Linked DNA regions of Homo sapiens: region 1 is linked to region 2. A link is a contact called in ENCODE Hi-C or POLR2A ChIA-PET data. All regions are on one chromosome and are shown on one strand. The core of a region is the stretch at or near the end of the contact, and the rest is flanking DNA. Distances in the headings are between cores, read along the strand shown. Region 1 holds the start of NFKBIE (NFKB inhibitor epsilon). Region 2 holds the start of TAF8 (TATA-box binding protein associated factor 8).

What was found. Hi-C counts contacts between places; a loop is a spot of excess contacts on that map. ChIA-PET counts read pairs that join two places held with the same protein, here RNA polymerase II (POLR2A). Pooled maps may share reads with other maps.
Region 1: a pooled map shows a loop between it and region 2 (13-fold over the local background). The contact joins the promoter of NFKBIE here to the promoter of TAF8 in region 2. A Hi-C loop is called at or near these places in 5 of 50 pooled maps. POLR2A ChIA-PET finds 5 or more read pairs at or near these places in 2 of 52 experiments (OCI-LY7 and activated T-cell).

The regions. Positions count from the first base shown.
Region 1 is chr6:44,262,600-44,268,595 of GRCh38, reverse strand. It overlaps NFKBIE (NFKB inhibitor epsilon), which reads left to right and starts at 3,045. Exons shown (of 6, transcript NM_004556.3): 1 at 3,045-3,614; 2 at 5,934-5,996. The coding sequence starts at 3,250. RefSeq lists a silencer at 2,831-3,500 and enhancers at 3,419-3,918, 4,311-4,540, 4,841-4,890, 4,971-5,090, 5,101-5,350 and 1 more.
Region 2 is chr6:42,046,333-42,052,636 of GRCh38, reverse strand. TAF8 (TATA-box binding protein associated factor 8) reads right to left here and starts at 2,113. Exons shown (of 9, transcript NM_138572.3): 1 at 2,051-2,113; 2 at 1,124-1,280. The coding sequence starts at 2,095. It also overlaps a transcript of CCND3 not described here. RefSeq lists enhancers at 1,387-1,938, 1,608-2,157, 1,939-2,490, 4,247-4,296, 6,145-6,304 and a silencer at 3,627-3,876.

The sequences.
Region 1 (5,996 bases), core at 1,796-4,295, 2.2 Mb before region 2:
TTCTCCATTCACACACAGTACCCTTCCCTGGAAGCTACAAGAAAGGGGGGTGAAGGAGGGGGCGGTGGAAGGAGCCAGCTGACCGGCTGGTCACCATGGAAACCAGGCCTGTTTCCTGAAGATGAGCCTAGCTGGGGTGGGTGGAGGTGGGGAGTGGGGGCACAAAGGGAACCAGAAAACAACAGAGAGAAAGACGAGGGGCCCAGCCTCAGAGAAGACTGGAGCTGAGGAGGCGAGGTCAGGTCCCTAGCCATGCTGTGGCCTAAGTCAAAGTCCCCAGGTCACCCTTTCAGATAACACTGCAATGGTCCCCCTCCCCATTCCTGGAGTGTTGGAAAGGATTCCTGTCAAGAGTGCAAGCTCTGGTAGTGGGGCCAGTGGGTGACTCAATGCTGACCTCATGTGGCCATAAAAGGGACTGCCACACACCTGTTACGGCTCAGAGCCAAACACCTGGCTGGGTTAAGTGGGTTTTTCCTAAAATTCAGCCTCTGTATGAATAAAAAGGAGGTCCTTGCACACTCCTGAGTTCTTACATCCTTGCAGAGGGCTCAGACACTCCCACCCTATGTGGTTTACCTCTTGATAAAGAAAAGAAGGTTCCACTAAAAAATATGTAAAAGTTTTGGATTAGATGAGAAGCCATCTCTGCACTTTCTATTTTAACTTGAGCAAGTCAACTCACCTCTCTGGGCCTCAGTTTCCCAACATTAAAATGGGGATGATAGTGTCAGATTTCGTGTGGATTTTTTTGTTTTTGTTTTTGTTTTTAGACTGAGTCTCACTCTGTTGCCCAGGCTGGAGTGCAGTGGTGTGATCTCAGCTCACTGCAACCTCCACCCTCAAGTGATTCTCCTGCCTCAGCCTCCCAAGTAGCTGGGATTAATTACAGGCATGTGCCACCAGGCCCAGCTACTTTTTGTATTTTTAGTAGAGATGAGGTTTCGCCATGTTGGCCAGGCCAGTCTTGAACTCCTGACCTCAAATGATCCACCCACCTCAGCCTCTCAAAGTTTATAGGCGTGATTACAGGCGTGAGCCACCGCGCTCGGCCAAATTTTGAACCCAGTTGGTCTGGGTCTGGAGTTTATTACTATACTTTTGCTGCAGCCTTTGAGGACCGGAGAGGAACATGTCAGGGGAGGAGACTGAGAACATCTGAAATCATGCTGACTCAAGGGAAGGAGATGCTTCAATTTCCCAGGCCTTTCCCCTCGTGGCTCCTCACTGGGCTTCATGCTCATTACGTCTTTCCCACTCTGGTCCTACATGGGGTTGAAGAACAGTGGGCCATCTTCTCCCCTCAGCCCTCCCCCAACTCTTCTGCCTCCAATCGCCCCCCACAGACTAGGTCCTTCTCCTCTCCCTATCTCTCTTCCCTTCCCATTCTCAGTTCAAATGGAAGCTTCCTTGCCTCTCACCCCACTGAGTAGCTGGCCCCACTGTGTGCCCCCACAACACCCTGTTCTCACTTCTGTCTTATCCCAACCACTCTGAGCTGTAATTGCCAAGGAGCTTTTTTAGGACCATGGGATTTTTTTGTTGGTCATGGGGGGTGGTTATTGGTTATTACTGTGATAGTCAGTTTTGCTTCCAGTAGAAAGAACAACGTCAGACATTACAGGAGACCTTCCATACATGTTTGTCAAGTAGGTGAATGATGGATGAATAAAATGAGGTTGCAGGGGAAGGGCTGTGGGAAAGCTGGCCTCCCCCCTGCAAAACGTTGCTGTCTACACTCATCCACCTTCCTTTCTCCAATGCTGGAGATGGAAAAGCTACATGTTCCCTTGCGGATAACCCTCTAAGGGCATTGCTGGCGTTAGGCTGATAGCACTTGGAATAGTGGGGAGGAATGAGGGAATAAATCATGGAGCATGGGCTTAGGGCTCACTTGTAGTAGGGTGCTCCCACGGCCTTCCTAGGCCCAGGGACAGTGAAAGAGGAAAGATGTTTTGGGACTAAGATTGGGGCTGTGTTGGGGACCTGAGCAGAGTGCAACCCAGCATGTCTGGGGCCTCCCCAACCTGACCCCACTTCCTTGACTGCTGGGGTTGACCAGAAACTGTAACTACCCAAGGCCAGGGTTTCACCCTTTGAGGAAGAAGAAACTCCACAACCACTTTACTTTTTAGACAACAGTTTCCCTGAGAAGACGCTCTTTCCAAAAAAACATTTTCATGCCCAATTCCATGTGATGTGGGACGTTGACACAGGAGACTGTCTTCCAGGACCCAGGAGAACTGCTCCTTTAAAGATAATGGGAGTCCCCTTTCCCTACCCGTACCCCTGGGCACTGATAGGGAAAGATGAGAAAGCAAGAGAAATTGAGATAAATGGGCAGGGGATAGGAAGCAGTGCTTCCCCATCCCATCGCCTACATGCCCTCCCCCAAAGATGCCAGCTTGTACGGACAATTAATAGATATTTCTTTTAAAACAAATGAATGATCCGGGACCGGTGGCTCACAGCCTGTAATCCCAGCACTTTGGTAGTCCGAGGCAGGCAGATCGCTTGAACCCAGGAGTTCGAGACCAGCCTGGGCAACGTAGCGAGACCCCCGTCTCTACTTGTAGTCCCAGCTACTCGAAAGGCTGAGGCAGGAGAATCGCTTGAACCCAGGAGGCGGAGGTTGCAGTGAGCAGAGATCAACCACTGCACTCCAGCCTGGGCAACAGAGCAAGACTTCGTCTCAAAAAAATAAAAAATAAAAATAAAACAAATGAATTAAGAAATAGAAGTGAAAGAAGGAAACAGTACATGCGTGGAACTAATGAATGGAGTGAAGGAGGAAGGGGGAAAGAGTGAATGAATGAATGAATGAATGAGTGAATGAATCAACGAAGGAGTGAGTCAAGGCCCGGGAACCACAGACTCCAAGCCTACGCAGAGCCCGGGAAGGGGGATTCCGGAGGGGCGGGGCCTCTTTCCGGAAGCGCCCGCCGGGGGCGGGGAGGGGGCGGGGCCATCCGCGTGAGGCGACCCTGTTGGTCCGGAGGGGCGGGGCGAGGAGGAGGACCCGCTTGGGCGGTTCGGCTGCCCACAGTAACCGCTGGGTGGACCTGGCCAGCGCTCCGAACCTTGTCCTCGCTGCGCGCCGGCCCCTCGGAGCCCCACAGCCCGGGAAGGAGGCCGCCGCGGGCCGGGCGCCCGCTCTGCCAAGCGGACCCGCAACCCGGAAAGGCGGCGCGGCGGAGCCTGGAGCCGGATCCTGCTCAGACCGGGCCCCGGCCGGCCAGAGCCGCGGGCATGTCGGAGGCGCGGAAGGGGCCGGACGAGGCGGAGGAGAGCCAGTACGACTCTGGCATTGAGTCTCTGCGCTCTCTGCGCTCCCTACCCGAGTCCACCTCGGCTCCAGCCTCCGGGCCCTCGGACGGCAGCCCCCAGCCCTGCACCCATCCTCCGGGACCCGTCAAGGAACCACAGGAGAAGGAAGACGCGGATGGGGAGCGGGCTGATTCCACCTATGGCTCCTCCTCGCTCACCTACACCCTGTCCTTGCTGGGGGGCCCCGAGGCTGAGGACCCGGCCCCACGCCTGCCACTCCCCCACGTGGGGGCGCTGAGCCCTCAGCAGCTGGAAGCACTCACTTACATCTCCGAGGACGGAGACACGTGAGTATGGGGGCTAGGCTGAATCGGGATGCTAACTCTGGGCCTGCCCAAGAGCCGCAACAGGTCGGGCACCCCCACTCCCCCGTGAAGATCCTTCAAGTCCCCATTCGCTCTTCCAAACTCCAGACTTAACTCTCAGCCCACTTTTGAGGTCCAGCTAGGCCATGGAATCATCTCTGTCCTCCCATTTCGGGGTGGGCAGAGCTGGCAGGACCCTTAACCCAGCCAGCATCTTGGAAATCTACCAATAATCCACCCTTAGGAAGAGAAAATTCCCCTGACCAAGTCCAGTTTTTTTGTTTCTTCTTGCTGGGGAAGGGGACATCCTTATTTGCTCAATATCTGGGATTCCCAGTTCCTGACCTCAGAATGCTCTGTCTCAAGGAACAACAGGTGCCAGTTACAGGTTGCCAGTCGGGGCCAGGAAGCTAGGCATGGGGGGTGCCACCAGGGTGTAGGTTTGGGACTGGTCCTCAGGAGGATGGGGTGAGCCAGGCTGGGGCACTCTTGCCCCAGCAGACAGACAGGCGGCTGGCTGCCCCAGCTTACTTCCTCCTCTGCTAAGAAAGGGGAAGTGAGGGCTAGAGTCAGCGTCCCTGACATCCTCTACCTCCAGAGCCCCCAGTCCCACTAACTGTCGTGTCTCACTCCCTCACTTAACCCTTCCTCCTCCAGACCCAGATGGAGTTTGGTGGGAGTGGGCCAGAGGGCAGTTGAAGTAAAAGGCAGTTGTGTGGGATGGGTTGGCCAGTTGAGGATTTAGCCCCCCAGGAAGAAGAAAACATTGACAGAGGAGGGAAAGGTTGGGAACTGGGGATGAGAAATAGAGTTGGGGAGGGCTGGAATCCCTGGTCAAGGGTGCTCATATAAATAGGAGTAGGGGAGGCAGGAGGTGGCTGTCCTAACCTGCTTTTTGGAGATGCAGGGTCCTAATCCTGGGTGGCCATTGATAAAGACAGCTGGTGGACCCAGTGGGTGGGAGAGGAGTGACCCAGTCCTTTCTGTACTCTGCCTGGATCACCAGCCCTCAGGCCCAGAACCCCAAGGTTTTGGGGGCTGCACGCAAGATACCTCTGATGACCTTTGATCCAAGGAGAGGGGACTTTTGACATTGCCGTCTTTTGTTAGCCTCTCAGCCCCAGCCTTTTCCATCTCTAGTTAGAAGCAGGTGTTGTGTCCAGATTGGGTGTGTGTGTGGAGGGGAGAAATGTCCGGGCTCCCCAGCGAGTCCCCAGAGAGCAGGGGGCACTTTCCTCCCTCTGTTGGAGGTGTCTGGGCTGTGGGAGGTATGGAAGTGGGAAGAGGAAGTGGGAGGAGGGGATACTGGGGGAGAGAGGGAGGTGGCTGCAAGAATGTGACCCAGAGAGCAGGCCCTGGCCTAGGGGATTTCCAGAGCAGTTCCTCCCTCCCTCCGTCACTCTCCTGGGCCTCTCCTGCTGCCTGCTGCTAAAGCCTGCCACCCTCCTGCCCAAGCAGCCCCCTCCCCAGCCCAGACGGGCCTTTTAGCCAATCTACCCCCCTCACTAATGCCCCAAGGCAGCTGTCCCGGCCTAGACCCTCCATCACTGGCTTTCGTTTTCCCCACCTGACGTGGGGAAACCCCAAGACTGGAACTTCCCCTCCCAACTGCCCCCATTACCCCTAGATTAAGGTTCTTGGCCCCCTCAACAAATACATTTTCTGCACTACAAAGACCTCCTCTTGGAGGTGCACACAGGAATGGAGGGCCTCTGTTAGGCCCGACCTGGTCTGTGCTATCTGAGAGGTGCCTCTTGACTCCCAGGGAAGGGCAGCAGGACAGGATGCTGCACTGTCTCCTTGCTCCTCTTCCAAGAGTTTCTGTGTCTCTCCCTTGGAATGTGTAACACTGAGTTGCTTGGGGGTACGGGGTGACCCTGCAACTGTCTCCTTCTTTCCTGTGTGCTGGGGTGGTGGGGTGCTTAGCCCTGGAAACCCCCTCTGGACTACTTCGGCAGCTTTCAATTTGGCTTTGAGCTGCAGCTGGCTCGGCAGAGCCCTGAGGGCAAAGAGGAGTGGGTGTGGGCAGGCTGGACAGGAAGGCTGTTGTCCTGTCAGCACCCTGCCCACATGCCCACCCAGCCAAGGCCCTCCTGAAGGCCAGCAGTGGGAACTTGGAGCTCCAACCCTAGGATCCTGGCTTCCCACACCAACCCTCACTTCCTGGCCCACACTCTCACTTCCTGGACCTACCCTATGGGTAGCTAGTTAAAGTTTGATGTGTTCCTTCTAACTCCAAGACCCCAACCCACTCCCTCTGGCCTGGGCCCTTAACTCTAAGCCCCGCCTCTGCTCCCCTAGGCTGGTCCACCTGGCAGTGATTCATGAGGCCCCAGCGGTGCTGCTCTGTTGCCTGGCTTTGCT
Region 2 (6,304 bases), core at 864-3,363:
TAAAAGTAGCTTTTCAGCTGGGTGTAGTGGCTCATGCCTGTAATCCCAGCACTTTGAGAGGCCAAGGTGGGTGGATCACCTGAGGTCAGGAGTTCAAGACCAGCCTGGCCAACATGGTGAAACCCTGTCTCTACTAAAAATACAAAAATTAGCCAGGCGTGGTGGTGCACGCCTATGATCCCAGCTACTTGGGAGGCTGTGGCAGGAGAATTGCTTGAACCTGGGAGGCGGAGGCTGCAGTGAGCTGAGATTGTGCCACTGCACCCCAGCCTGGGCAACACAGTGAGACTCTGTCTCAAAAAAAAAAAGGGGGGGGGGGCTTTTCCCCTTCATTCTTTGTATCACACAATCTAGCATTTCATTACATAATGTGATGATATCTATTGCATGGGGAATTAGTCCTGACTCCCCAACAAAAGTCCTTAAGGGCACCCATAACTCACCAAGAGCTTAAAATCTCCCCAGCACTGAATGTTTTATATATACATCTCACTTACACTCACAAATCCATGAGGTAGAAACTGTTATCCCATTTCAGAAATGAGGAAATTGAGGTTCAGGAGATTCAGTGGCTTGCCCAAGCTATTAAGTGACAGAGTGATGATGTACACCAAGTCTATCTGATTCTAAAGCCTGTAAGTCACTTCATTATGCTCTTTTCTGTTTTTGTTGTTGTTGTTGGAGATGGAGCCTCACAGGCTGGAGTGCAGTGGTGCGATCTCAGTTCACTGTAACCTCTGCCTCCCAGATTCAAGCGATTCTCCTGCCTCAGTCTCCCGAGTGGCTGGGATTATAGACACCTGCCACCACGCCCAGCTAATTTTTTTGTGTGTTTTTTAGTAGAGACGGGGTTTCGCCACGTTGGCCAGGCTGGTCTTGAACTCCTGACTTCAGGTGATCCACCCGCCTCAGCCTCCTAAAGTACTGGGATTACAGGCGTGAGCCACCACGCTCGGCCCATTGTGCTGTTTTCTTTTCTCAACTTTTTACATTAAAAAAAATTTTTTTTCTCCCCTCTTAAGAAAAAAGTTTGTTTCTTAAATCCTCTCAAACACTATCACAAAGCAGGGCACAGAACTGATGTTGGGGTTGACTCCAAGGCCAAGTGTTTCCATGTACTCACAGCTCTGCAGCATCTCTGTCAGCGTTTCCACGGATGCTTTCTCGGCACTCTCAAACCCTGCCTCTGTCAGCAAGGAGCTCACAACCACCTGCAGGGTTCTCCTCCGGGCCAGATGATAGTTATCGGCAGGGTTAGTGGACTGTTTACTTCCCGATCTCTGTGAATCAGCAGAGAGATTTTCATCCACAGGAGAAGGATGCAATCACATAGTTCATACGTGGTCAACGGCAAGCAAAGTTATTTTACTAAATAATTTTATTTTAAAAATCAGTGCTTAATGTTTAGATTTACAGATCTTGGCCAACTGAGTAAAAATTGAGCACCCAAGGTGCTTTAAATACAGAGACCACTTCTCCGCTTACCTAAAACGTACAGTCCCAATGAGATAAAATAGCAGGTCTTTTACTTTCTACTTTAGCAGATTATTAGAATACATAGCTGAAGAAACACGCATGATGGGATTAAGACGTGTCCCGCAGAAAAAACAGGATCCCTCTCTTGTGCCTCCCATCTTCACACCATTTCATTGAAAGGGAAAATGAAAACAGTAACAAGAGGTGACCGCGAGGAGAGGAGGGCAAAAGATAAAAGCACAAAAAAGTAAGAAAGCTAAATATTTTGAAACGGGAATGCCTTTCAACTTTGGCCGGCCAATAAGAAGGCGAAAACGGCATCTTCAGACCAATCGGGGGTGTTCCGGGCTCCCAACCCCCAACAGCGAACGAGCCAATCAAGACACAGGTCCGCCAACTCCGGAGGCCGCAGCCAAGTCCCAAGGAGGGGGCGCCTACGGCCTGAAAACACCCTCCGCCAGTCGGAGCTCATGATGGGGCTGAATTTCTGGGCATTATCTTGTTGCTCAGTCGAGGGGAAAGTTGCAGGATACCCAAACTCTCTCGGCTCCGAGCCCGCGCTTCCTGCCCTTACCGTTCCGGAGCCACCGGCCCCAGCTGTGGCCGCCGCGTCGGCCATCTTGTTCTGGCGTAGTGTGCGCGAGCGCGGGGCGCGATGGGACTTGTAGTCGCGGGGCGGGGCGGGGCGGGGCGGCGTGCGCCCCTTGGTTTTCCGAAGCCCAGTCGGTTGGGGGACGCCTCCGGTGACCCCGGCTCACGTGACTTTTTTTTTTTTTTTTTGGATACAGAGTCTTGCTCCGTTTCACAGGCTAGAGTGCAATGGCGCGATCTCGGTTCACTGCAACCTCCACCTCCCAGGCTCAAGCGATCCTCCCGCCTCAGCCTCCGGAGTAGCTGGGATTACAGGCGGGCACCACCACGCCCCGCTAGTTTTTGTATTTTTAGTAGAGACCGAGTTTCGCCATGTTGGCCAGGCTGGTCTCGAACACCTAAGCTCAAGCAGTCCGCGGCCTCGGCCTCACAAGGTGCTGGGATTACAGGCGTGAGCTACCGCGCCAGCCTCACGTGACCTTTTGAGAGTGAAGTGTTCTGGGGCCTTCAGTGGCTTGGTTGTGGGCCAGGAAAACGCGCCCGGTTTCACTGAGTTAAAAGAAACCTATTTTAATATGAAAATCGGTTCTTATAAAGAGCATACCAGGAGATCATCTACACTCGCAGGGTTTTCCAAACTTGTCTTATTATTAGTAACACCTGGCTGGGCCCAGCCCAATCCCAGTGACTTCACTCTCTGGAAGAGGGGCTTGGGAATCTTTCTCATTAAGGAGCTCCCCAGATGATTCTTCTGAGCGAGTAATGTTGGGAAACCCTGGAGCATCCAGCCTGGTGATTTTGTGCTGAGGGCCGCCCCGCCTGTCAATGGCCCACTTGGAAGTAGAGCCTGGACCACCTAGTCCAAGTCTATCGCTGCATCCTGCTGCCTTCGCGCCCTCGACCCGCAAGTATTTGCGAGGCAAGTCTAGGGGGCGGGAGACTTGTCCCTTGCCGCCTCACTCCCAGGGCGTGGGGTGCCCGCGGCTACCAGTGGTTTTCTCCCTAGCCTGTCAGCCCCTCTAGCTGCGCCGTGTTCGTCCCCATTTGCAGGTGCCTGGCAGGACGCAGATTCTGGGCTTGGATCCTAACACTAGCCAGCTATGGTACTTCGGGCACTTGACCTTAATCCTCAGTGTGTCTCAGTTTCCTCTTCTGTAAAGCTGGGGGAAAGATGAGATGATACACAGAAAGAGTCTGTCACAGTGCCTGACGTGTAGTAAGAGTCAAGAAATCGGCCGGGCGCGGTGGCTCTCGCCTGTAATCCCAGCACTTTGAGAGGCCGAGGCGGGTGGATCACCTCAGGTCAGGAGTTCGAGACCAGCCTGACCAACATGGTGAAACCCCGTGTCTACTAAAAATACACAAAATTAGCCGGGCGTGGCGGCGTGCGCCTGTAGTCCTAGCTACTCGGGAGGCTGAGGCAGGAGAATAGCTTGAATCCGGGAGGCGGAGGTTGCAGTGAGCCGAGATCGCGCCACTGCACTCCAGCCTGGGCGACAGAGGGAGACTCCATCTCAAAAAAAAGAAAAAGAAAAAGAAGTCGCTCCTCATGATGTTGTTTACTTCCTGGATAGCACGTGGAGGAGTTGCCAACGCCGGGAGGCAGCGGTCCGGGAACCCGTGCTGCCCCGGCCCCGCCGCCCACACCTGAGCCTCCGTGGCGCCCCGCCCCCGCACCTATGCCGCGTGGGGCGGGGGCTGCGGGCGGGGGTGCGCGGCGCCGGATGAGCCTCCTGGCCTCGCCGAGGGTGTACAGGGGGTGGGAGAGTCAGGCCGGGGACCGAAACTTGGCTGAGCAGAGCACCAGCCCCTTTGTCTCCTCCGCCCCCTCTTCCCCACTTCCTGCCCAGCTCTGGATCGGCGGCGCGGCGCGGACTTTGTAAACACTTCGCCACTGCAGGGGTGGAGACTGGCTCTGTTCGGATGCCGGCCGGGGGGGAGAGGTGCAATCCTCTCCTCGCGGCTGGTGGTTGCGACCACCCCCACTCCCCAAAGGCAGGCTCCGGAGGCGGCGGGACAGAGCGCCTGCGACCCCAGTCGGTGCTCCGGGGAGGTCACCTGACGAGGAGGTAGGCTTGGGTGCTGGAGAAACCGGGGTAGATGGGATGTCAGCTCAGGCTGGAGACCATGCGTTGGGGATCGGTGCTGGGTGGGTCAATGGGGTCGCCGCATCCTCATCACTTCCTAGTTGGCACCGAAAGCTTGGCTCACTTTCCCACTGAGTGAGGTGTTCTGCACGGAATTGAAGGGCAGAGAAACCCCCAAAGGCCCTGAGCCCTCTGTATGTACACACATCGGCACAACCCCCTCCAGCTGATCTGGAAGCCCCGTGGCTTTACCGGGCTGTTGGTCTTCTCATGCCTCAAAGATGGGGTGGAAGGCCAGTAGGAGGGCAGACCAGTGTGGATGGGGAGTCTGTGAGTGCTCTGGCAAGTGCACCGGGATGAAACTGGAGGGAGGGACCCCTCAGTGGTGTCTGATTGATACATAGATGATGATCTTAGCTTCTTCTGTGTCTCTTGAAGTGCCAACAAGAGGAATAACTGAATAAATTGGTTGCTGTTACTAAGGGAGCATTAAGTTATTCATTTGCATTGATTGAACACCTACTATGTGCCTGGCATTATATGGAATGCTGAGGGTGCAATGATGTTATTCATCCACAGCTAATATGGATCACAAAACAATAGACATAGATGCCAAGTACACTGGCTGGGGTGGCTGGGAAGGCTTCAGAGAGAAAAGGACATTTGAGTTGGGTTCAGAAGGATGAAAAGCATAGAAGTCTTTGGGGGCACTTATTCCACAGAACTGGATTGAACCCCAGCTGTGGTGTTGGACACTGGAATATAGGGGCGACCCAGAAACAATTCCTGCTCCCTTTAATCCACTGTCTAACCATCAAGGGAATGAACAGGATGAATCCCAGAAAAGGCAGTTTTCTGGGCTGGGTCCCAAGAACCCAGGAATTCCCAGCTGGGTACAGCTGGGAGGGTCCACCTGGGGGTGATGTGACAGTCCACACAATCCTGGGCACCCCCTCCTCATCCCTGGACTCTGAGACTGTTTCCTCTGACGAGTCCTTGCCCTCTGCCTACCACCTCATTTCTCTTTGGGACCAGACGTGGATAGAGAAGTGGATCTCCCTTTGCTTCCTCACAGATTCTTCTGGCCGTTCAATTCTGGGGCTCCTTCGGGAAATGACTGACACAGCAATTTATGAATTCATTCAGCACCTATTTGCTATGGCCATACTCCATCTGCACAGGCTATTCCCACAGCTGTTGGGGATGTCATGGTAATCAAATCAGAGTTTCTTCCCCTGGAACTTAACACTGAAAGCCTCTGATAATTGTAGCAGAGTTCTAGTCTATGCCAGTTATTGAGATCATGACCTCCATGGTCCCAAACATCTTCTCCTTCCGGCTTCCCCTTCCCTCAAGGGCTTAGAATACTAGCTAACAGTTACATAACACTGTCAGGTACTCTTCTAAGTGGCTTAGAGATCATATCTCATTTAAACCTCCTAATATAGTCCTATGAGGTAGGCATTAGGATTCTCTCCATTTTATAGACGAGGAAACGCAGGCACTGGAGATAAGTAATCTTCCTTCAGACACAAGAAACAAATGGCAGAGCTGGGATTTAAACCTAGGTCACTTGATTTGGGAGGCTTTATTCTTAACCATTAGGCTAGCCTGCCTCCTTCGCTGACCACAAAAAATGTGCACTTGAGCCAGGAACTTAGGAGTTTCCTAAAGGGAGTCTGTGGTCCTGTATCTTGGATGATACAGCCATCTGTTAGCTGAGCCATAGGGCTGGTACTGTTTACAGTGAGCCCAGCAGGCCTGGAATAGAGTTGTGGGAACTGCACAGAGCTGGTATCCTTTCCTGATGGCTGTGTGTGTGTGTGTGCGCGCGCGTGTGTGCGTGCACACAAACGTATGAATGTTTCCCCCTGTGTAAGCCTCACTCAAAGGGAAAGGAGGAATATGAATAAACCGGGAGGAATGAACTAAGATTATATTCAAGAAAGAACTTCTCAACTTGGACGTGATGTGCCAGAATCTGGGGATTTGGGAAACCAAGACACCTCTTTTGTTGGGAATTAAGAATAGCAGAGATGCTCACATTCTAGATGTGCATTCCAGCTTGGTAGATGAGTAAGGAAGATGGCCAAGGAGTGGGTCCAGGCTTAAGATGCTCACACCTCTCTTTCCCACAGCTCCTGCTTCCA